2 separate regions of the Homo sapiens genome follow, and region 2 is linked to region 1. A link is an interaction called in ENCODE POLR2A ChIA-PET data of the cell type or tissue named here. Cell type or tissue: A673. All regions are shown on one strand. Links, peaks and the distances in the headings refer to the core of each region. The heading gives the core; the rest is flanking DNA.

What was found. ChIA-PET counts read pairs that join two places held together with the same protein. Peaks named below come from ENCODE experiments on the same cell type or tissue, not always from the same donor. Only the 100,000 strongest peaks of a DNase experiment are listed, where the experiment ranks them.
Region 2: POLR2A ChIA-PET joins it to region 1 with 8 read pairs; 1 of 35 experiments calls an interaction of 5 or more read pairs at or near these places.

What each region holds. Positions count from the first base shown.
Region 1 is chr17:30,131,090-30,135,484 of GRCh38, reverse strand. The region is part of intron 2 of NSRP1 (nuclear speckle splicing regulatory protein 1); the gene reads right to left. Among named protein-coding and RNA genes, the nearest start is that of MIR3184, 16 kb to the right of the region's middle. In A673, for the core only: no CTCF peak of the experiment used is centred there; no DNase peak of the experiment used is centred there; H3K27ac peaks cover 540 bases.
Region 2 is chr17:30,805,234-30,809,628 of GRCh38, reverse strand. The region is part of intron 1 of CRLF3 (cytokine receptor like factor 3); the gene reads left to right. Among named protein-coding and RNA genes, the nearest start is that of CRLF3, 17 kb to the left of the region's middle. In A673, for the core only: a CTCF peak has its summit at 3,495 (motif pointing left); no DNase peak of the experiment used is centred there; H3K27ac peaks cover 416 bases.

The DNA.
Region 1 (4,395 bases), core at 329-4,328:
AAACAAAACAAAACAAAAAACTGGTGCCAACAACACCCTACCTAAGTTAACTCTGATAAGCGCCAGGCATGGTGGCTCACACCTACAGTTCCAGCACTTTGGGAGGCCGAAGTGGGCAGATCACTTGAGCCCCAGGAGTTCAAGACCAGCCTGGGCCAACATGGTGAAATCCTGTCTCTACAAAAAAAAAATACAAAAATTAGCTGGGCATGGTGGCACGTGCCTGTAGTCCCAGCTAATCAGCAGGCTGAAACGGGAGGATCGCTTGAGTCCTGGACGCAGAGGTTGCAGTGAGCTGTCACTGCACCACTTCACTCCAGCCTGGGAGAGAGAGTAAGACCCTGTCTCAAATAAAGAAAGAAAGAAAGAAATAAAACAATTATGATAAGTAAAAGCCACTCCACAAATTTCTGAATTTCCTCTTGAAGTAGCAGCATACCCATTGAAAACCCTTGGGATAGACTGTTCAAAAAATATATATATATATCCGGACAATGGGATGTCAATTTTGTTGAAAATTAAATATAGCCTAATCTCCTCAAAATATTCCTAGGTCACTGGAAGGCAAAGTTGTGTAATTTCACATGATAAAAAGCACATTTGAACACAACTTCTATTTGTGTTCCCTTTCCAAATAATAAACAAGATTGACCCTTTGAAGTCAACCTGATCTTTGCCAGTCCCCTACTAACCCTTTTTCTATTGTTTCTGAAATCCATTCTCTGAAACTCTGGAAATTCCATTATGAACAAACTAACTCTCAGAGGGAGTACATTACATTGTTTAAAAGCATGGACTTGAATCAGGCAGACCTGAATTCAAAATTTAGCTCTATTATCTAAGTACCCTGTGTGTGCTATTGACCAGTTAACTTCTTGACACCCTAGTTTCCTTAGCTGTAAAATCTCTCATTTTTCCTTAGCTGCTTCTCTTTCAGCTGAAACCTGCACAGATTATCTCTATCCTAAGACAACAACAAAAAGGAAAATTACAATGACCGTACCATTATAGGTATTCCTTGTTTTATTGTGCTTCACGGATGTTTTACTACAAATTGAAGATGTGTGGCAACCCAGCATTGAGTAAGTCTATCAGTGCCATTTTTCCAACAGCATGTGTTCACTTCATGTCAGTGTGTCACATTTTGGTAATTCTCACAATATTTCAAACTTTTTCATTATTACATGTTACAATGATCTGTAATCAACAATCTTTGGTGTTATTAACGTATCTGTTTGGGGAAGCCATGTACCATGCCCAGATAAAATGGGTAACTTAACTGATACATGTTGTGTGTTTTCTGACTGACTGCTCCACCAACCGGTGTTTTCCTCTCTCCTCTCTCCCTCTCCTCAGGCCTTCCTATTCCTTGAGACGCAACAATACTGAAATTAGGTCAACTAATAACCCTACAATGGCCTTTAAGTGTTCAAGTGAAAGAAAGAGTAGCAGGTTTCTTACTTTAAATCAAAAGCTGGAAATGATTAAGCTGATTGAGGAAGGCATGCTGAAAGGCGAGACAGGCTGAAAGCTAGGCTTCTTGCAGTCAAACAGTCAAGTTCTGAATGCAAAGGAAAAGTTATGGAAGGAAATTAAAAGTTGCTACTCCAGTGAACACATGAATGATAAGAAGGCAAACAGCCTTATTGCTGATATGGAGAGAATTTTAGTAGTCTGAAGAGAAGATCAAACTAGCCACAATGTTCCCTTAAGCCAATTTAGAAGCTGCAGTAAGTTATCCAGAAAACCTAACAGGGACCATCAATGAAAGTGGCTACAATAAACAACAGATTCTCAATGTAGACAAAACAGCCTTCTATTGGAAGAAGATGCCATCTAGGACTTTCAAAGCCCAAGAGAAGTCAACGCTTGGCTTCAAAGCTTCAAAGGCTGACTCTCATTGACAATTTGAAAAATGCTAGGGCCCTTAAAAATTATGCTAAATCTACTTGCCTGTGCTCTATAAATGAAACAACAAAGCCTACATGACAGCACATCTGTTTACAGCTTGGTTTACTGAATATTTTAATCCCGTCATGGAGACCCACTGCTTGAAAAAAAAGATTCCTTTCAAAATACTGCTGACAATGCATCGGGTTATCACGAGCTCTGACAGAGATGTACAAGGAGATGAATGTTGTTTTCAGGCCTATCAACACACTATCCATTCTGGAGCAAATGGTTCAAGGAGTAATTCTGACCTTCAAGGCTTATTTAAGAAATACATTTCAAGGCCAGGTGTGGTGGCTCATACCTGTAACCCCAGCACTTTGGGAAGCCAAGGCAGGTAGATTGCTTGAGCTCAGGAGTTTGAGACCATACTGGGCAACATGGTGAGACCCCTGTCTCTACCAAAAAAAAAAAAAAAAAAAAAATAGCTGGGTGTGGTGGTGAGTGCCTGTGGCCCATGCTACTCAGGAGGCTGACTGAGGTGGGAGGATCGTTTGAGCCCAGGCGACAGAGGTTGCAGTGAACCAAGATCGCACCACTGCACTCCAGCCAGAGTGACAAAGCGAGACCTTGTCTCGAAAAAACAAAAATACATTTCATAAACTCTACAGCTTCCACAGACAGTGATTCCTCTGACAGATGTGGGCAAGTAAACTGAAAACCTTCTGGAAGAAATTCAACAGTCTAGAAGCCATTAAGAACACTTGTGATTCATGGGTGGAGGCCAAACATCATTAACATGAGTTTGGAAGAAGCTGATTCCAACTCTCATGAATGACTTTGAGGGCTTCAAGACTTCAGTAGATGAAGTGGCTACAGATGGGGTAGAAATGGCAAGAGAACTAGAATTACAAATGGAGTCTGAAGATGTGACTGAACTGCTCATGATAAAACTTGAATTGATGACAATCTCATGATAAAACTTGAATTGATGACAAATTTCTTCTACTGGATGAGCAAAGAAAATGGTTTCTTTTCTTTTTGAGACAGTCTCGCTCTGTCGCCCAAGCTGGAGTGCAGTGGCATGATCTTGGCTCACTGCAACCTCCACCTCCTGGGCTCATATGATTCTCCTGCCTCAGTCTTCTGAGTAGCTGGGATTACAGGCGCACGCCACCACAACTGGCTAACTTTTTTATTTTTTAGTAGAGACGGGGTTTCACCATGTTGGCCAGGCTGGTCTTGAACTCCTGACCTCAGGTGATTCGCCTACTTCAGTCTCCCAAAGTGCTGGGATTATAGGCATGAGCCACTGCACTGGTTTCTTTTCTTTTCTTTTTTTTTTTTTTGAGACAGTCTCGCTCTGTCGCCCAGGCTGGAGTGCAGTGGTATGATCTCAGCTCACTGCAAGCTCTGCCTCCCTGGTTCATGCCATTCTCCTGCCTCAGCCTCCGGAGTAGCTGGGACTACAGGCGCCCGCCACCATGCCCGGCTAATTTTTTGTATTTTTAGTAGAGACGGGGTTTCACCATGTTAGCCAGGATGGTCTTGATCTCCTGACCTTGTGATCCGCCCGCCTCGGCCTCCCAAAGTGCTGGGATTACAAGCGTGAGCCACCGCGCCTGGCCTTGCACTGGTTTCTTTATATAGAATCTACTCATGGTGACGACGTGAGCATTGTTGAAATGACAACAAAGAATTTAGATTATTACATAAACTTAGTTGATAAAACAGCAGCAGGATTTGAGAGGACTGACTCCAATTTTTAAAGTTCTACTGTGGGTAAATGCTATCAAACAGCATCACATGTTACCGAGAAATAATTCATTAAAGGAAGAGTCGATCAATGCAGCAAACTTCATTTTTGTCTTAAGAAATTGCTACGGCCACCCAGCCTTCAGCAAACATCACCTGATCAGTCAGCAGCCATTAACATTGAGACAAAACCCTCCACCAGCAAAAAGATTATTGCTGGCTAAAGGCTCACATGATCATTAGCATTTTTTAGCATAAAGTATTTTAAAATTATGGTATAGGCATTTTTTTAGCTATAATGCTATTACACACTTTAAAAACTACAGCATAGCATAAACATAACTTTTATATACACTAGGAAACAAAAAACTTACATGACTTGCTTTACTGAGATATTTACTTTATTGCAGTGGTCTGGAACCATACCCACAATATCAGTGAGGTATACCTGTGTATCTTTGAACTATCATTTCCATCTCTTCCTCTCTCTCTTCCCTGTCAAACTCTTCAAAATAAGATTACTAATTAAATTTTAAAAGTTACTATTCAGATGAGAGGACAATAAAAGACAGAGAAACTGTAGAGCTAAAGAAAATATATTGAAGACTAAAATAACACCAATAGAGCTAATAAATTAGAAACAGTAAGAAACAGAAAAGCTATAACTGAAACACTGACAAAAGTTTAATCTTAGTAGAGAGAAAAAGACATAGACTGAGTAATTTCCCTAAATACCTGTTTAATTTTCCT
Region 2 (4,395 bases), core at 160-4,159, 670 kb before region 1:
ATGAAAGAGCATAGTCTTTGGAGTTAGACTGTTTCTGGCACTGCGAAGCCTTGGGTAAGTTGTCTTCTTTCTCTTCTTTGGTCCTCACTTTCTGAAAGTGCATTGTGAAGATTTATTGAGTTAACAGTGAACGCATGGAACCATTGGTACCACATCAAATATGAAGAAATTCACTCAGCAGTGGAGCTGCATTTTTAAATTAGTTTCATAAAGTCAAGCAAATGAACTTGATTAGTTACATGATTGGATTAAAGGTGACTAGGCTTTAAATCATGAAATATTTCAAGGAAAAGAAAATGATCCCATGGTGGTATCAAGTTTCAAATGGCAGTGGTTGGGATTCTATGAGCAAAAGGGACCAAATTTACAATGAGAGTACAGGAGGTGAATTTGGAAATTGAGTCTCATTTTTTTAGCCCTCTGTCTGTTTTGTGTTCACTTACTTCCTTTTTTCTGAGGTTCTGAAACAAAAACAAAACGTAGGCTCTGCAACAGCTGAAGGAGCTTTTGAATTCTTTCTGAAGAGGAAATTGACTTTACCTAACCAATGCACTTCCTGTGTATGCTATATCCGCTAAAGAGCAAGACAGGACCTCAGAGGCACAGTGCTCAACTGCAGAATTTCCTCTTGGCCATTCGAAATGTATTACAGCGTTCTGACACAAGGTCTTCACTTATTCTGGTATCTGTAATATGTATACAAAGCAACTGAGGGTCCTGTTAAAAATACAGATTTGGCCGGGTGCGGTGGCTCATGCCTGTAATCCCAGCACCTTGGGAGGCTGAGGCGGGCAGATCACAAGGTCAGGAGTTCGCGACCAGCCTGGCCAAAATGGTGAAACCCCGTCTCTACTAAAAATACAAAAAAATTAGCTGGGCTTGGTGGCGCATGCCTGTAATCCCAGCTACTAGGGGGGCTGAGGCAGGAGAACTGCTTGAACCTGGGAGGCGGAGGTTGCAGTGAGCCGAGTTGGCGCCACTGCACTCCAGCCTGGGCGACAGAGCAAGACTCAAAAAAAAAATATATATATATACAGGTTTGGCTGGGCGCGTTGGCTCACGCCTGTAATTCCAGCACTTTGGGAGGCTGAGGCAGAAGGATCACCTGAGGTCAGGAGTTCGAGACCAGCCTGACCAATATGATGAAACCCCATCTCTACTAAAAATACAAAAATTAGCCAGGCATGGTGGCATGCGCCTGTAATCCCAGCTACTCAGGAGGCTGAGACAGGAGAATCACTTGAACCCGGGAGGTGGAGGTTGCAGTGAGCCAAGATTGCTCCATTGCACTGCAGCCTGGGTAACAAGAGCAAAACTCCATCTCCAAAAAAAAAAAAAAAAAAAAAAAAAATATAGGTTCTAGGGGAGGAGGAGGAAAGAAAAAAAATTCATGTTCTGATTTAGCAGTTCTGGGTGGGGCCTGAGATTCTGAATTTCTAACAGTATCCCAGGGGTTGTGTTAAAATCATAAGGTATTCTCTCTTTGGTTCTTTTAGAAAGTTCTTTGAAACACACATGATTAACTGCGTTTTCACTCAACAGCATTTGTTTACCAGATGCTATGTAGATGAGGGCCCAGTTTGCAAAGATCTCATAGTTGAATGGTGAGCTGAATCAAGTGCAATTTGGGTTTATGGCCTTTCTTTCTTTTTAAAATTTTTACTTGGATTTATTTCACAGAAATTCTTTGGTAAATACAGAAATTAGTTAACAATTAATTTAGGATTTCTCTTTGTGATTTAAAGAATTATTTTACTAACTGCATAAATATTATTATAACTGCGTTAATGTCAAATGGAGAGAAAAGGGCTGGATGAGGTGGCTCACGCCTTATCCCAGCACTTTGGGAGGCTAAGGTGGGTGGATCACCGGAGATCAGGAGTTCAAGACCAGCTTGGCGAAACTTTGTCTCTACTAAAAATACAAAAATTAGCCAGGCGTGGTGGCATGCGCCTGTAATCTCAGCTACTCAGGAGACTAAGGCAGGAGAATCTCTTGAACCCAGAAGGCAGAGGTTGCAGTGAGCCGAGATTGCGCCACTGCACTCCAGTCTGGGCCACAAGAGTGAAACTCTGTGTCAAAAAAAAAAAAAAAAAAAAAAAAAAAAAAAAGGAAAGAAAATTGTTTCTATGGTCTGCCCACCCAGTAAATGATACTGCTCTTTTTCTGTTTTAGTCCTTGGGCATGGGCATTTTTTGTTTTTACATGGTCGTGAACATTGCTGGGAAACAATATTGTATTCTGCTTTTTAAATTTAGAGAGAATTTAGAGAATAAATAGAAAGTTTTTAAATCTCTATATTAACTGTTGAAATATTGTCCTTTATTCATATTTTGATATGTTCTTTCTTGGTGGATTTTTCTTATACTTTAAACTTTCTTGATAAGAGAAAGTTAACAAAAGGGTTATGGTGGTAAACAATATGTCATATGAAACTAAGATAATAATATCTAGAAAGCAAAGTATGTTTTTGCTTTAACTTATCGGAGTGGCTTATAGTTAGAATTTTCCCATTAAGCGAGAGAAAATGAATTATATGTTACCTGAATTGTTTTTTGAGAAGAGGGCCTTGCTCTGTCGCCCAGGTCAGGTTGCAGTGGTGATCCTCCCACCTTGGCCTCCCAAAGTGCTGGGATTACAGGCATGAGCCACCATGCCTGGCCTGTTATCTGAAGTCTTTAAAATAAAAATCTGGACCAGGTGCAGTGGATCACTCCTGTAATCTCAGCATTTTGGGAGGCCAAGGTGGGAGGATTGCTTGAAGCTGGTTCAAGACCAGCTTGGGCAACATAGCAAGATCTCGTCTCTACAAAAAGTGAAAAATAAAATTAGCCAAGTGTGGTGGCCCGCACCTATAAGCTCAGCTACTCAGGAGACTGAGGCAGGAGGATCACCTGAGCCCAGGAGTTCAAGGCTGCAGTGAGCTAGGATGTGCAACAGAGTGAGACCCTGTCTCTGAAATAAAAGAAGAAAAATCTGGTGTCTGTATAAACAACCTATTTATCTTCATAATATATTTGACATGAAGATTTTCCTGTCATATCCCCTAGAATATGGGTTCTTAATCTGAGATCAGTAGATTTAGGGCAATGTTTCTCAAATTGTGGGCTACAGAATCACAGGTGTGCTTGGAAAAAATGAGAACTCCATCCATACACTCCTTTAGCCCCTCCTGTCATTTTCTGGTTCAGTAGGTCTGGGATGGAACTCTGCAGTCTGAATTATAACAAGTAGCCTACATGATTCTTCTGCAAACGAAGTTTCATAATTACTGCTCCAGGCAAGCCATGGTTTGGCTCTGAGGGAATTTGTAAACTTCTGCAATTGAATAATTTTTTAGGGTATAGATTATGTATTTTTTGGGGAAGAGGCTTTTTCTTCTCTTTCAATAACTTTGAAAGGAAGAGGCTTTATAAACCTCTCATTTAGATTGACAAAGAGCACTATAATTCAAAAAGGATTAAGTCATTGTCCCAGCTCTGCCTCCTACAGGCCTCTTTGGTTTTTAAATAATTTTTGGTTTTCTTTTAGCATAATGAGGGCATTTTATCCATGAGTTTTTTTGTTTGTTTGTTTGTTTGTATTGTGGCTTTTCATTTTTATTTAGAGACAGGGTCTCACTCTGTCACCCAAGCTAGAGTGCAGTGGTGCAGTCACAGCTTACTGCAGTCTCGACCCCCTGGGCTCAGGTGATCCTCCCACCTCAGCCTCCTAAGTAGCTGGGACTACAGGCATGTGCCACCATGCCCGGCTAATTTTTGTATTATTTGTAAAGACAGGATTTCTCCATGTTATCCAAGCTGGTTTCAAACTCTTGGGCTCAAGTGATCCTCCTGCCTCAGCCTCTCAAAGTGCAAGGATCATAGGTGTGAGCCACTGCACCTGACCATGGCTTGCTTTTTTTTTTTTTTTTTTGAGACGGAGTCTCACTCTGTTGCCCAGGCTGGAGTGCAATGGCGCGATCTCAGTTCACTGGAACCTTCGCCTCCCGGGTTCAACCGATTCTCCTGCCTCAGCATCCTAAGTAGCTGGGATTACAGGCATGCACCACCAAACTCAGCTAATTTTTTTGTGTTTTTAGTAGAGATGGAGTTTCACCATGTTGGTCAGGCTGATCTTGAACTCCTGACCTCATGATCCACCCACCTCGGCCTCCCAAGTGCTGGGATTATAGGCATGAGCCTCCATGCCCAGCTGACCATAGCTTTTTAATCTACCACTTCTTTGCTGCTTTTCAGTAAAATGAATTTTAATCCCCTCATAATTAAACAATTTTCAGTATTGAAACGTACACTTTTCAAGAACAACTTTGTATAGATAATAATTTATAACTTTTTTTAGCGAGTATAACAATGTGCCATTTATTTTACCCACTGTAGTACCTAGATTATTTTA